Linked DNA regions of Mus musculus: region 2 is linked to region 1. The links are chromatin loops, found by intact Hi-C in ENCODE. Cell type or tissue: left cerebral cortex. All regions are shown on one strand. Links, peaks and the distances in the headings refer to the core of each region. The heading gives the core; the rest is flanking DNA. Region 1 overlaps Lypd6b (LY6/PLAUR domain containing 6B). Region 2 overlaps Kif5c (kinesin family member 5C).

Region 1 (8,334 bases), core at 273-8,272:
AGATGTGGAAGGAGAGCTTCAGCCTGCCACAATGAGGCCTCTTTACACTACTGTCATCCCAGCAATGGGCCTGGCATGGAACAAAGGTCCGAATGTTTGTGGAATGAAGAAATGAGGTGTGAAAGGAAAGTCACATTTTCCTTTAAGGAGCCGTTTACAGAACTAATGCATGCATCAGGACAAGGGTTTCACGCACAGTGCTCCAATGAGGCCTGACAAGGTCCACGGAGTGCGCTAAACCACACGATCATATAGATACCGAGGCAACAATTATCTCGTTTCTTATCATTAACTCAAAACAGTAAAAGTTTGCAAAGAAATTAAGGTCGAAGGTGCGAAAGTACCAAGCTGATGTCTAAGTAGGAAAACAACAGCCATAGCAGCCACTGCCAGCCAATGATCGCACTTGTTATGAAATCCGTCAAGAGGAATCCCAGAGGCTCGGAAATTTAATCCCTTAATGAGGCATGAAATGTGTGGTAGACAGCAGGATATAAGCCAGTGCAGCACTTAGTGCTAGGATTCTACACCTCTGAGTAAGAGACTGCGTGGAAAAAGGCTAGGAACTGTCTCATAGCCCCTTATGGGGTCTAGGCTCTCTGACCCCTTAGGGAGAGGGACACGGATGCGAAGCATGCGCTGTTGAGAACCTAGGTTCTGTCCTTGGTACTGAAAAGAAAACGGACCTATATCTAAGAAAGCAGTCAGGGTTTGCAGATCCTTGATGGTGACACACTGGTGACTCCATGTGTCCTAGTTAGGATTTCTATTGCTGTGAAGAGATGCCATGACCATGGTAATTCTTCTAAAAGGAAACATGTAATTGGGGGGCTTGTTTAAATTCAAGGGTTTAGTTCATTATCATCATGCTAGGGAGCATGGCGGCTTACAAGTAGACACTGTGCTGGAGAGAGAGAGCTCTGCAACTGGATCAGTAGGCATCAGGGAGGAAGAGAGAGAGAGAGAGACAGACAGACAGAGAGAGAGAGAGAGACAGAGACAGAGAGAGACAGAGAGAGGCTGAGAGAGACTGAGAGAGACTGAGAGAGACAGAGAGAGACAGAGAGACTGGGCCTGGCTTGAGCATTTGAAACCCCAAAGCTCACCCCCAGTGACACTCTTTTTCCACTAAGGCCACACCTCCTAATAGAGCCACTCCCTGGTGACCAAGCACTAAAATCTCTAAGTCCATGGCAGGCATTCTTATTCAAACCACCACACCATGAATGCTGCTGGCTTCTGCTTGGTGGGTAACTATACTGTATATTGGATTTGAAATGTCGTGCTCTGACACCATCTTTCCAAGTTTATCTTTAGAGTTTTTATTGATGGAAAAAGCAGTAACTGAATACAACTTTTAAAAGTAAAATTTCCTTGAGCACCATATTTATGTGTCTATATAATCCATGCTTATATACACATATATTGCATTCTCTTTTATATATTTATTCTTTTAATTCTTTAAAAAATTATATTTACTTATTTTGGGTGTGTGTGTGTGTGTGTGTGTGTGCACATACACATGTATGAGGCTTGTTGGCAGACACCTTTACCTACTAAGACATTTTTCTCTTTTATTCTTTTAATAATCATTTGTAAATATCTACTATATATTATATAGCATGTACTATATATTACATATTATTATATAGTATATGTATCATTATATATAATATAGTATATATAGTATCTATATACCTATTGTACGAATGACAAACACATGAAAGTCTGCTACTGGGTCAAAGGAGAATTGCTTCCCCCAGTATAGACTCTTCTGTAGTAGGCAGTGAATCACTTTTCTGATGCTGCACTCAGGCTGGAACAGTCCCCCAAATGCTAGAAACCTCAACAAACCTACACACGATACAGATTGATAAAGGAGAAGAATGTATCAGGAAAGAGATTTCTTTCTTAAAAACATGAACAGCATCAGAGGTCAGTTTCTACAAAACAAGTGCATATGCGTACTTTCTGTGTGGCTAGTGCTGTGAGGATTACCATGGAGTTTTTAAATATAAGGAAATTTTTGACAAAAAGAACTGATTTTACCTGAAATCGCCAGCATAAAAATGGAAAGAGGGGGTTGAAAAGAAGTGCTGTACAGGACAAAACCATAACGAAAATAATGACACTTACTAAACGAAGAACAGTTAAGATGTAGGGTGCCTAAGATAATGTGTGTTCATACACAATGCCCACTTGAAGGAGAGTCACACGAGAGGGTGGCGAGGGAGATATATTATTGTTAGCCCGTCTCTTAGCAAAAGGAATCTTGTGAAGAGGTAGAATTCTGGGGTTATGTCTGCTACCTTGGTACACAGGACTCAGAAGGTGGTGGAACGATGAACAGACTTCACAGGAAGGAGCGAGCAAAGTAGACAAAAGAAACCCTATTGATAAAAACAAAGTTTAAAATCTGAACATAGGGGTTCATAGCAGACAAATAGATAAAGAAATGGTGATGGCTATGCAGCAGATTACTCTCTAGCAATGAAAAGAGGAAATCCTGCTATTTGGGGACAACACGGATGAACTTAGAGAATAGCAAGGCAGGCACAAGAAGAAAAGCAAAACACCTTCTCATTAAATATGCAGAAGCTAAAACTGTGGATGGCTAGGGAGGGGCAAAGAAAGACTAGCCAATGGTGATGAGCCTGTATGAGATGAGAGTAATAATAGTGTTGCTCTATTTCAAGTAGAGTGACTACTGGTGGTAATAATATACTGCATATTTCTGAAAAGCTACAAGAAAGGATTTTGAGTGTTTTACCTACAATATAGAAATGTTTGAGTAGACAAGTGTTTAATTGGATTTGAACATTAAACAGTGTATTCATGTATTAAAATATAACATAACTCCCCGTAAATATGTCCACTGTTTAAATGATACCTTTTGAAAAAATTGAAAAAAATATTATTCTCATAGAATTGAGTAAGAGCAGATCAGTGATTACCTGTAGCTAGGCAGGCTTGGAGGAGAGGGGAGGGAGGGAAAACAGGAAATGGGAACAGGGCGGAGCTAGGGAGGAGGAAGACCTCATAAACGCTGCATCAAATGGCACAGTCATTATAGTTGACAGCAGTTAGTTACATTCTTGAGAATAGCTAATAGGGAAGGTTGGATTTACAGTGACTGGCCATGCAGATACACTGTGTACAATACTCAAGTAGCACACTGTGCCCCACAAATAGATGTGATTATGCAACAACTAAGCATACATGCTGATATCTGTGTGTATGTGTGTGTGAGAGAGAGAGACAGACAGACAGACAGACAGACAGACAGACAGATCTGAGTGGTCACATACTAAGGGAAAGAAAGGATGGGAAAGCATAGGCACAAGGTTGAAGGCAGAAAACAAGAGAAAATGTCAGACTCAATCACGTTTCAACTGTTGAGTTGTGTTGTTGTTTTGTTCTGTTTTTGTTTTGTTTTGTTTTGCTTTGCTTTGCTTTGCTTTTTCCATTAGAATTCTCTGATACACTAAGACTAAGGTCGAAATAAAAGACACCCACAACCACCACCAACAACAACCACCTTGAGGAAAGGCTGCAAGTGTTGGGAAATATAAAGAACTGAGACCTGCCTGGACTCCTACTGCTACCAAAGAATTACTACCTAGAAGCACCTATGAGTGAAGAATCATTCGGCTTGGCTGGGTTTCTACGCAGAGCAGCATAGTTGCAGCCCCAGCACCATCTGCTGAATCAGGAAGTTTAGGGAAGGAGAAAAAAAAGGCACAAAGCCCCTGGTAAATCTGTCTTTGTATATTCCAGTCATAAACAAGAGTTCCCTCACTTTGCACGCGGGCCTGCTGTCACCTTAACTGTGTTTATCATTTCAGACAAAGCATCTTCAGGAGGCGAGACCATCCTTCTTTCTTGACGGCGCACACTGATTAAATCTTCTGGAGAGAAGTTAGGCAAAGCAGAAGCCGCCTCCTCTCCAGTCAGCGAAGCAGATTCCCCAGCATACAAATCTCCTTCCCTTTTCTCATTGTCAGGGAAAATAAATAAAGGTGATAACATTTTGTGGCAAGTTTCTACTGAAGATGTAGCAGTTTATGTCTGAACTCAATGCTGAAATTTTTCCTACCAGCTTTGTGAATTATCTAGTAACAAAGAGAATTGGGAAGCAGCTGAGGTGTTTGCTCTTAATTCAGAAAAGCTGGAGAAAGCAAGCGATGTTAGAGTTGAAGGTCCCGAAGAGCTGCACCCCCAAGATAGTACACCCCCTTCAAGATAGAAGATGCAGAAGAGTGAGGCGTAGTTTGAGATTTTGCTGGTGGCAAGAGACTGGAAGATAGGAATTGGCAGCTCTCTGCAAACTGATTAATGCCTGGATCTCCAGAATGTGTGGTTTTAAAAAAAAAATAAAATCAGGAGCTGGCCTATCCTGCTAACAGAAAAACACACCAGCTAAAAATCTGGAGAAACAATTACATCCACAGCATATGTGCTGATCGGAGCAGTAGAGCTTGTCTTTTTAATCCTCCCTGTTAGAAATATAAAATCTACTTAATAAATCACACAGCTCTGTAGACTTCACAAGCAATTCACCAACATAAAAAAAAAAAAATCCGGACTTTACAACAGTTATCTACATTGCCAACTAGCTGCTAAGAGCCACTGAAAGGAAAGGACTTGGTCTGAGAGGTAAAATATCTTGTGTAGCTGCCTGAACCCGTCTGCACCACTTCGGAGAATTCTGATTTCTGTCAAAGACCTGTAATTGTGGGGGAGAATATAAGCCTCCTGGATCACCAACCTGGCAACTCAATTCATGGACTGCCCTTTGCATTCTTCCAAAATAACTGGCACTTAAGCATCACTATGGACAGCAAAGTGGGACTCCCAGAATGCACTTCTATCCCCTGCTTGTCACAGGTCAATGATTCCTACATCACTGTGTACGGCCTGAGCTATTCTTCCTCACTCCCAAACTTGGAACACTACTAATTAGCTCATGGAGAAACAATGCAATCTCCCTACCACGGCAGTAGCCATACGTGAACGGAACGCACAGATGTATACTTTCGTGCTTCACCAGGCAAGCTCTAAAGACTGCACTTCAATCCTCCCCGGAAGGTGGGAGGTGTGCTTTGTGCAGACTGGCCCGGCCTTTGATGGATTTATTGAGAAGACCTACTGGCTAGAATAAGCACAGGAACGTACCACGGTTGAGAAAGAGGAGCAGCAGGCTTCCAGGAGCCCATCAAACAGTCATCAGGCTGAGAAGATCACGTTGACAATGTGTTAGGACCAGAAAGAATGGCATTTCTGATGTTAAACGGAAAATAAAATTTCAAACGCAAGGTGAGCTAGCGGCCATTGCATGGGACTGCATGGCAGGGCCAGGGCCAGGGCCAGGGCCAGGGCTTCCCAACAGGGGAGGCCAGAGTAAAGAGAAAGAAACTCACTTTTACTTAAATTTACACTGACCTCCAGTGCCCAGGGGTGATGAAGTACTGTCCTTGAAATGTAGGTTTTTTTCTAAAAGATGAAAGACTAATATTAAGGCCCTGACATTAATGGAGGAAGGAAAGAAGGGAAGGAAGAGAAGCCTAGGGATTAAATATCCAGCCTTCCTTATTCAACATAGCAAGCTGCTTGTGAGGATAAATGTGTTCTGGATTTAACCAGAGTCCGGAATGCCTTGTTCCCATCCTGAATTTAGGACTGATGTCCATTTAGGAACTGTCAGCCTCTTAACGTCTCAAATTCCTCTCTATCCTCAGTACAATGATCTAAGTTATATTTCAGGTCTCCAGTGAGAAGCAAATCCGAGGAATGAAGAGGGACGATGACAGTGGTTTGCACCATGCCTGGTCAATAGTAAACACTTGGCCAATGCTATCCGTCCTCCAGGGATCTCACTGTCCACTGTAGGAACACTCAGGAGCAAGGAGACAGTCCAGGCTGTGTAAGAAAAAGAGCATGTCTGAGATCTTTGTTAGGTGTGGCATATTCAGCTGAGCCACCCTCAACCCTAGGAACAGGCTCTGCATAGGCCCTGCGGAAGTTCCCTGGAGAATGAAGTACCGGCAGGCATGCAATCTGCTCACAGACGGTGCACCACCTCCTTCCAAGCTAGATCGCAGGGCAAAGCATCCTGGTATTTCACTGTCCCTGATAATTTACGTTCATTTTCTTTACAAAAGGGAAGACACCTATCTCCAAACAAAGGGGGTGGGGAACAGACCGGAACTGGCCGGATGGAAGAAGACCTTGAGCAACTGACTACAGTAAACCTCTCATTACTGCCAGGACACTGGAAGCAGACTCCTAAGCATCTTAGTGATGCTGAGTGAGCACCTTAGTCAACTGCCTTGCCAGCTGATAAGAACCGACAGCCAACCATGAAAACCTGAAAGAGTTTCATGCTACAAAAGAGAAACAGAGGGGAATGTGGTTGAAGAAGGTGACCATTGGGTGTCCAGGTTTGCTCTCTTGTGGCACTGGACAGACCCACTCTGCTCAAAGCTTTGAAGGTATTTCTCTTCAGACCACTGCTGAGAATTTTATCTTCAACTACAAAACCCTCTGTAGTGCCTCTGGGAGTGACTGATGCACCACCTTCCATGCTCTGTAAACCTCGCATGCAGCTGGTATGATCCACTTCAAATCTGCAGATAACTCACCCAAGATGGAAGCACACAAAACATTCAAAGTAAAGAAGGCTGGATGTCACCTGTTAGGAGCGAGTGGTGGTGTAAAAGGGTAGGCATTTTCTACGTGTACTTATGGGAGATTTAAATCCTAAGTGTTATTCTAATTTCAAAGTGTGTTGGAAGTATGTCTATAGGGCTGCCCATGAGGTTCTTTATGGCCATTGTCCCACTGCTCCCTGTTCAATCCATGGGGTGACTGTCATGTCAGGATGTAGGTGACCACCAGACAGGTCCTGTGAACTGCCTGCAAACTTCTTTTACCAGGACTACATAATCAAAGCGGCAAACCAGACATAATTTGGAGGTCTATAGATGGTTGAGAAAAGGACAAGAAGCTTAGCAGATAAAGTGGCCAAGTACAAGACACAGTCAGAGGATCAGGAGCTGTGGGAGACATCAAGCCAAGTCTAGAGTCCAGTCTCCAGGCAGCTGACTAAGGAAGGCTTCATTCCATTCTTCAAATGCCCTTTTTCCCTTCCCAACACTTATCACTGGGTCCTTACTCTGTAATGAACAGTGCCTGCCCTGACTTTTGAGATCTCCAGGCAGCTGCTTATTGTCTAAGACGTTGATTTACTAGGCATTATATTTACTATATTGTTTATAAAACTCCATCCTTATTGTAAGTCACACAAATAAATGCTTGTATATGTTTACCAACAGAGTGTTATAATTATATATATTTTCCTTTCTCTTAACTGTAACACTTGGAAGGCAAGCACCATGTCTTATACTGAGTACTTATATATGATACTGATGATTCACAAACCAACATTTTTCTGGATTAATAAATAAAGGCACATGTTAAAAAGCAGTTGGCTTGTGAACAAACACAAAAGGAAGCACAGATTGATGAGATATAAGACAGTAAATTAAAGTAAAATATTGCCCGACTAATTGCCTTTCCATCAAAACACAGTTCCAAGCTATCACATCAGTGCAGTTTTACGAAGGACATAGGTTTTAATAGGGCACTATATAACATTTGTATCTTTAGGGGAGGGATGGCAAATTGTGAGCCACCGAATAATGTTTTTAACAGGCAAGCCTCAACACTAACTGCCCAGCAGGAGAGGTAGAACCTTGTCTTTATTTATTTGTTCAAAATTTTTTATCGACCACGAGTAATGATAAGAAGAATTCTTATCAGCCTAATGATGGCATCATGCCAGGAAGGGCAGCCAACATGCTACACCCAGGAATCAAGATCTATTTAAAAAGGCTTGGAATTAAGCTGAATTCAACACCAGGCCAAAATGTAAACTTATACGCTTTGGTTTGTAGAATGAACAAGTAAACTCAGAATGGCCAAGGCTTCACCTGACAGAGATTCACTTGGATGAATGTTATAGATAACTGGCAAACACCATGTCTTCTTAACATCCAGAAATGCACAAATGAGTCTCATCTTTAGAACATCTCAGTAAAGCACAATTATGCTCATGAATATCTTAGGGTCTCTAGAGAAATAGTACCAACCACACACACGAAGGAGAGGGATTTTGTACACATATAAATCAGCCATCTTCAATATGAAGACTTGGGAATTTGGTTGTGTAGTTCAAAGGCCTGACAGCTCAAGGCTGTGTAAATGCCAGTCTGAGCTTACAGTCCCTTAACATAAGGGTCACTAGGGCCAGACACTGTTGCCTCATGGTGGCCA
Region 2 (8,334 bases), core at 288-8,287, 140 kb after region 1:
CTTCCAATGCTGGGGTGTTTCTGAGATGCAACCAAAGCTTTGATCTTGCTGTGCAAGGGTTTGTACAAAACAGACCCTGCCTGGACAGTTCTGCCTACCACATGCAGGAAGTGATATGTAGGAAGTGGCAGGAGCCATGTGACCTGAAGAGAACATGGTGGTTCTGTATGCTCCTCTTCTATCCTGCTGTTCCGTTGTCTGCCAGAAGATCCTCAAGTTGCCCCTACATACTTACTGATGTGTTAAGAACTCCTCCGTTTATTTGCTCCATGTAAATAAAGGAGAACCACTTTGAAAGACATTGTTTATTTTATTTACAATTCTTAGGGGAAGTTGGGAGTAGCATTCAGTAATAGCTACAACTCTGAACCTTTGAAATAGACCACAACAGAAGGAAGGGCCTGAGCTCTGGGGCATGGTCAGGTTCCTCCACCTGCTGCTACCCGGGATTTCTCATAGGTTTCCAGAGATAACGCATACAGAGCAAAGTCTGTGACCACTGTTATCTCCTATTTATGCACAGCAGGCCCGTGGACACAGCACAGTGGGCTGGTGCAGTGGAGGGGGCAACTTCTTGTGTCTGCAGAGTCTGGAAGGGAGTCCTCAGGTACCTACCTGGCCTTGCTATAGAAAACATTCTAGATTCTGGCAGAAGCCGAATGTGCTTTGTGTGCAATTTGGTTTAATGACTCCTGAGTGTCTCTAGCTCCCTGTAGGGAATTTGCTAAGCTCCTTCAAAAGCCCCTGGGATTTCATCTCCTGGCATTAACTGTGATTACCACGATTCTTCCTCCATCCATGGGAAACAGCATGGACTTGGCCCATTATCCAAGGTCAGGACTCGACTCCTGACAAGCTCTCCGGCGTGAAAAGCCTCAAGGCACAGCGTAGAAATGAGCCTGAAACCTCACCACAGTTACTTACAGGCCATGGCATGCTCTCCACCCATGTAACATCTGAGCTGCTTTTCCTCTCAGGAAGGGAGGGTGGAGAGGTTCCCACCCCAACCCCAACACATACGCCAAAACTTAATTCCAGTGTGATGGTATACAGAGCCGGGGCCTATGGGAAGGTGTCTTAGTCACTATTCTACTGCTGGGAAGAGAAACTATGAACAAGGCAACTCATTTTTTTTTTAAAGCATTTAATTGTGAGCTTGCTTACAGTTTCAGAGGTTAGTCCTCTGAAGGTGACTAGGTCCCCAGAATGGAGCACTCTTGAATGAGATTAGCTCTCTTCTGAAAAGGTCTCCAGAGAGCCCTGTTCTGTGGATGTTAAGACACTGTGGTGAGGAACACTGTGGCAAACAGGCAGAAATGATTCTGGAGAAGTAGCGGAGAGTTCAATATCCTGAGCCATAGACAGAGAGAGAGGGAGAGGGAGGAGGAGGGGGAGGGGAGAGGGAGAGGGGAGGAGAGTTGAGGAGAGGGGAGGAGAGTTGAGGAGAGGCGAGGAGAGTTGAGGGGAAGAGAGGAGAGGGGAGGGGAGGGGAGGGGAGGGGAGGGGAGGGGAGGGGAGGGGAGGGGAGGGGAGGGGAGGGGAGGGGAGGGGAGAGGAGAGGAGAGGAGAGGAGAGGAGAGGAGAGGAGAGGAGAGGAGAGGAGAGGAGAGGAGAGGAGAGGAGAGGAGAGGAGAGGAGAGGAGAGGAGAGGAGAGGCGGAAAAGGGAGAGGGAGCGAATCTAGGTTTGGCATGAGCTTTTAGAAAACTCAAAATCCACCCCCAATGACACACTCTCTCCAACAAGGCCGCACCTTCTAATCCTTTCAAATAATGCCACTTCCTGGTGACCAAGCATTTAAATAGATGAGCCTATGGGGGCATTCTCATTCAAACCACCATGGAAGGTGACTAGGTCTCCAGAATGGAGCCCTCATGAATGAGATTAGCTCTCTAAGGAAAAGGTCTCCAGAGAGCCCCTGTTCTGCGGATGTTAAGGCACTAGAAAAGTCAGAAGCATGCAATTTGGAGGCCTTCTTCACCAGACGGCAACCACACTGACATCCTGACCTTGGACTCTCAGGCTCCAGCATAGGGAGGAATAGATGGCCCTGTGTATGTGACCTGGTCCCATGCCACTTCATTATAGCACCCCAGATGATTAGGAAGGAATGAGAGCCTCAAGACAGAGGGCAATAAAGAGATTTAATTTCACTGGGTAGAAGCCAATGAATCCTAACGCTGCCTTTACCCGTTCTTCTATGTGTCGGGGAGATACATGGAAGGCAATAGAAAAAAGTGGAGATGTTTTCTCCCAGGTTGTCTGCCCCAATAGCGCTCACTTATATTTAAGAAGCACAGAGTACTTTCCTATACACTCTCATTTGATCCCTACAATCCAAATAAGTATACAGTGGACAGTGAGCTAAACCTTTATGGTCTGGGTATGGACATGAGATCTTTGAGCCTGCAATGTCAAATGCTTATTATTCTCTAGCTGGTCAAACAGAAACTGAGAGTTGGCGCCATGGTCGAGTCTGTCTTCCTTTGTGCTGTGGAATAGCTCTGCTGAATCACTGCCCAATAACCTATACTCTAGGAATATCTGCTGTCTACAAGGCCTTTGGAGCTAAGATCTGGAGCTGTCTGATGAAGTTAGCATCCCATCAGCACTCTATGCAGCCCTTGCCAACCCTTGGCAGCTCATCAGAAAAGTCCCCATAGGCCAGGCCTGGGTAACGGGAATCTATGGCTACATGGGGAGCTTTAAGGGAACCCGACTCTGTTCCCACCCCTTCCTGTAGTTGGACTTGCGTGTGCATGTGTGGTATGATTGGCATGTTTGCTTTTTCTAAAACCTAAGCTCTAAAATGAAATCCTATTAATCATTGTGACAGGCCAGGGGGTGGGGCAGCAGCTCTCAGCAGGGGTTGCATGGGCTGCCTCTAGAGGGCCTCCCACATCCATGGCGACAAAAGAACCACTATCCAGTACCATTGGACTTTCTTCAGGAGCCTGTTGAGGTAGGGCAAGCATGTGTTGGTCCTCCTGACTTAAGTATATGTTATATACTTTGTCTTGAAGAGAAAACTTACGCATAATGTCAAATTTTTACAGACATACAATTAGCAAGTTATGACAAGGGTTGATTCACGACTAAGTGTGTTATGTGTTGAGATTCTTCCAGGGACAAGGGTGCTGCTGGAGTATATATTCTTCCTTCCTAGAGCTCAGTGTCTGGAGGCACCCTTGCATCCCACTCCATATTACCCCAAGTAACCCTGACTGGTTGAAGTGATTCAGACTATGACGCCATCATAGTCTGATTCCTACGAAAAGTTACTGAAGTACGAAATTTGTATCTATCCCTAATAAAAGGTTCCTGAGATCAGTCACTGGTTATCGATCTGTGCGCCCCCCCCCCCCCCACACACAATCATTGTGTTGAAAGGCAGTGTTACTAGCTGTTGAACACACAAGCCTTAGAAGCAGATTTTAAATCCTGCCTCCTCCCCTTGCCAGCTGGGAGAACTTGGACAAGCTATTTAACCTCTCTGTGCCCTTTCCTCACCTGTGAAAAGAAGATAACAGTGCCTAGCTCATGGGGTTATTAGGAGGATTAGATGGATTAATACATGTAACGCACTTAAAATAGTGTCTGGCGCCCAGCCAGAATGCTCTCCAAAACTCATTGACTGCTTACTGTGGCTTTCTGGGTATTTTAAGTTCCTGATGCTGTCACATGCCATCTAAAACTAGCTCCGAGATATCCCTAATTTACACATTCTGTAGGAATAACATTTTGCTATGCATAAATCTTCATAATAGCTGTCTTATGAGAATCTTTTAAGAGTTCCATCATGGGAATGGTGAGGGGTTAGGAAGTGCTAGGCTATTTGGGACTTGAAGATGAAATAAAAGCACACCTTTCACAAGGGATGGAGAACAAATGCAGAGCCCAGCCTTTGCCAGTCATGGCGCAGTAAGAAAAGGCCTCCAACAGTGGTTCTGAGCCCAACTAAACAGACAGAAACTGTTTTCTTTGCAGTTTGAAGAACCACCGAATGTCAAGGAGAAAGTACCAAGCCCACAGCTCGAGGCCTCTTGTCAGGGCTCCCACACTGTCATCTCAGGTGTCAGAGCAATGCCTCCTCCCACTTCTGTTCAGTGTATTATGTCCCTAAGACACATTACAAGACATGGCTGTCAGGAATGTCACCAAGGCAGCACTGCTCATGTCACCAGTGACTGCCTTGGCAAATCGCTCTTCAGTTCACTTTGTTCTGAAGATGCTTCAGCTCAGAGCTTCTGGGGAAAGCTTAGGGATATCTCAGAGCCAGGGATCGGAGACCTGGAGAAAGACCTCATCCTAAGGACTGCCATGGTAGCCCCACTGCAGTGCAGGGCCATGTTCCTCATCTGTGGGGTCATCTTGTGAACACTCAAATGTGCTTGGTGATTTGTTTCTTTCAGAGGACTGCTCCCCATCTTAAACAAACAAGGGTGATGTTAACCACACCCATTTCTTTCATCAATGTCCTATCTGGACAGAATAATTTCTAGATAGCTGGATAGATATCATAATCTATGTGTGCAGAATAATTTCTAGATAGCTGGATAGATATAATCTATGTGTGCAGAATAATTTCTAGATAGCTGGATAGATATCATAAAAGCACGGTATTTGTGGGGCCCACCATTACCCTCACTAGGCATTCATTTAGCACTCCTCTTTTCCATTTAGATATTCTTTAATTTTATTATCTTTAATTTTATTGTCATTTTATTATCTTGTATGGGTGATTTTCCTGCATGTAAGTCTATGAGCCATGTGCATGCAGAGCCCTCAGAGACCAGAAGAGGGCATCAGATCCTCTAGGACTACAGTTAGGAAGGGTTGTGAGTCACCCTATGTATACTGGTAATTGAACCCTGGGCCATCTGGAAGAGGAGCCAGTGCTCTTAAATTCTAAGCCTTCACTCCAGCCCCATCTTTTCCATTTTTAATTGATTAAAGCAGAGAGGCTCATTGTCTGGCTCCCATACACCATTAACAACAGCAACAAAGATATTTTACACATGCAATTCCAGTTGTGGTCACATGACCCCAGTCACAGGCGGCAATGAGTTTCTTGTTTTAAAAAAAATGTGATTAAGCAAATAATCCAGGGTCCTGTCATTGGTTATTCTCCAGAAGCCTCAGACTCTAGTGTCATCTCATGAGACTTCAGATCTGTACCTTAAAACTAAAAACCAACACACAGCAGGACCACAAGTGGCCCCCAACGTTCTCAAATGATTCCAGGAGGCCTTCAGCATAGGCAGGACCCTTGTTTTCTCAGATGAAGGAGGACAGTGTTCCATGCCTGCCATGAGAACAGGCGCTTTTCTCAAGCAGTCCAAACTCTCACCTGCTTGCTGTTTTGCTGAGTCATTGGCAGATACCCCCACTGCCAGGGCAGAGCTTCTTAGCCATGCTGCTTTCCCCTAGTAGAGCGGAGACACTATGAAACCGAGAACCAAAATAGAAATCTTCCTCCATTAATCCTGCCACTCTGATGAGAAAACACACCTAAAAATCTTTATCTATTTTTTAGAGATAAAAATAGAATTACTATAATTTTAGTTTCACTGTGAAAGCAATTTTTTGTTTGTTTGTTTGGTTGGTTGGTTGGTTTGGTTTGGTTTTTTAAAGGCAGGGTTTCTCTGTGTAGCCTTGGCTTTCCTAGAACTCACTGTAGTTCAAGCTGACCTCAAACTCAGAGATCAACCTGCCTCTGACTCCAGAGTGCTGGACTGGGATTAAAGGTGTGCACCACCACTGCCAGGCATGAAAAAAAAAAAAAAATTAAGCACATACCTAGAGGGGAAATAAAAAAACCTCAACAACAAAAAGCCAGCAACAAAAAAGAACAAAGCTTTGACTTAGGTGGTTCATGTTGGAGTGACTTCTTTCAAAACATGCTTCATTCCAACACACACTTCCTGACTTCTTGTCAAGATACCCTGCTGGGGCTCAAATAAGGACACCAGACCAGTCAAAGTTTAACTCAGTTTTATTGTCCAGTTTTGAGTATTTTCAAATTATACAACATGCAGTCTGCCAGAGTATCCATACATCTTCATTTTAGAACCTAGGAGATAGCCAGAGTTTTCCGAGGGCCAGGGAGGGTTACTTCCAGATCTTTGGGGACATTTCTATCTCACAGGATAGCTATTTAAATACACATCGCCATTCTCCCCCATCAAACCACAGAAACAAGTTTGTCCACAATTTTTCTTAATGAAATCTACTGTACAGAACATAAAGCCCAGAGAACAGACATCTGCAGTACACATGACACTTTACAAACTAGACAGATAGAATTCTACAGAAAGCCCTATTCCCCTTTTATCTGCACACATGGGAAGTGTTTAAAAGTTGATACACAGTTCTCAGTAAATAAGCAGACTTCACAGACCAGTGTTTCCTTTGGCAGTTATCTGGTCCTTACTCAACAGTTGTTTAAAACTCAAAACCCTGTTAGGAAGCAGTTTTAAACAGTGATGGTTCTTTAGCTTGCTCAAGATAGCCAGCATGGGACAATGAAGTAAAACCTGCCCAATGACAAACTTCTGCTAATGACAAGTGTCCCCCAATGTCTTCTACCCAGAGTCCCCGTGGCGCCTGCCCTACAAAGGAAGGGGTGACTGAAGCTTTACGATCCTTTAGCTATTCTAGGAAAGAGAAGCTGACACAAACCCCATTCCCTCAAGCTCACATCTCTATATGGACTTGGAGGCTTCAAGGTGTCACTGGATCTACATTCTAGTCAAACATTTTTAGCCCTTCATTTATTACAACACTTCTATGAATTCTTCACCATGTGATTCTCCGTCTTTTAAAAGGCTAACACCTCTGACTGTTTTACCTGATGCCCACTAAAGCAAACTGCTCAGCATTTGAAGAGATGAGACCTACATTCAGGATTCTCTAAGGACTGATCAAATGCAGTCGGCATTATAAGCCCCAACCATAACCACTATCTTCAATAACATTCTAATCATCACCCCAACGGCTGGCAGGCAGAGGTTATTTGTCTAAACCATCTGGCTGCACTCCTACGGCATCTCAGAGTAAACTTTCAAGAAGTAGGCATGAGATAGTAAATTATTCAGAGAACATACACTGGCATACATTCCAGCAATGTGAAACATGTGACGAAATGGAGCCATCCACTTGGCTGTTCAGAAGTGGGATTTTTACAGCTAGAATATAGAATGTAACAGCCTGTCAAACAATGAAAACTTTATAAACATGGCCTTTTAAAAAAGCGGCCCGAGAGCACACTGTTCTGATAAAGGAATTAATAGACAATGTGAGATTAGGGATTGCTTGAATAAACCACATGATCTGTTCCAATGACGTGCCTAGCTTTTAGTCACAGTGTGAGAAAATTCGATTAGAGGTCTTATAAAGACTGGCGCTAGATGAACTGACTGGCTGATCAGCAACTAGCAGAATTATCTCTAAAAGACATCAAAGCCAACTTTCTCTGTGAATAAAAGTACAGTGAATTTTGTAAGGCCCTTGTAGAGATCAAGTAATGTGAACTACAAACGAATGCTGCCTTTTAAAACTTGAAAGTGCCCCACAACTCTTCAGAAGTAGAAAATGGGAACCTAGGGGGAAAAGTGCTTTAGAAAGAATCTAAAATCATCCATTTTATAATGGCTGCTAATGAAAGCCAAGAATGGGGTATTACTGACCCGTACCCAGTTTCTAAACACAAGTCTAAAAGACAATAGCAGGTCCTCTAGACAAGACGCATCCCATTGGTAGCCCTCTTAAAGGCCAACGTTTCAGTTTCCGAGTCAGAAGCAAACATAGACAGCAAGCTTCTAACCTGGCATCAGTTGGTACTGACGGGGTTTGCAGACTTGCCCTGCAAAGGACCCCTCCATCAGACTCCAATAGCAGCCAACAGTGGCAACAACATGAAACAAAGTGAACACAGGTAAACACAAAATCATCTTTGTAAAATAAATACTTCAATAGAAGTTGTCTTCTTTTCACACCTAATTAAAAACAAAACACTGTTATAAAGGGCAACATCTAACAAATAAATTAAGTCAAATCAGTGTTAGGAAAGGACTATACAACAGAATCCTGGAGGTAATATACACAGCCATCAACATTTCACACACGCATGTGCATAAGCACACACATTAACTTTTTCTACCCCACCCTCACAGCCTTGAGAAAGCCTAGAGTCTCCCCTTACTCCAGGGGTACCAGCTTCAGAAGAAGGTGTGAGCTCACACTTCTTGGGCACATAAGATGACAGGATGGGTCATTTCTCTGAGATGAATGGGGATGTTACTATCTAAACCACAAATTCATGAAAACAAATAGC

Evidence for each region. A loop is a pair of places that touch in the nucleus more often than their neighbours do. Peaks named below come from ENCODE experiments on the same cell type or tissue, not always from the same donor. Only the 100,000 strongest peaks of a DNase experiment are listed, where the experiment ranks them.
Region 2: it touches region 1 in a loop (2.2-fold over the local background); 3 of 42 quality-filtered maps call a loop at or near these places.

Annotation. Positions count from the first base shown.
Region 1 is chr2:49,914,362-49,922,695 of GRCm38, reverse strand. All of the region lies in intron 2 of Lypd6b (LY6/PLAUR domain containing 6B), which reads right to left. Among named protein-coding and RNA genes, the nearest start is that of Lypd6b, 130 kb to the right of the region's middle. In left cerebral cortex, for the core only: no CTCF peak of the experiment used is centred there; DNase peaks (open chromatin) are centred at 3,735 and 3,878.
Region 2 is chr2:49,772,421-49,780,754 of GRCm38, reverse strand. Kif5c (kinesin family member 5C) reads right to left here. Exons shown (of 26, transcript NM_008449.3): 26 at 5,977-8,334. Among named protein-coding and RNA genes, the nearest start is that of Lypd6b, 11 kb to the left of the region's middle. In left cerebral cortex, for the core only: CTCF peaks have their summits at 2,871 (motif pointing right) and 4,794 (motif pointing right); DNase peaks (open chromatin) are centred at 3,223, 3,708, 3,905 and 4,802.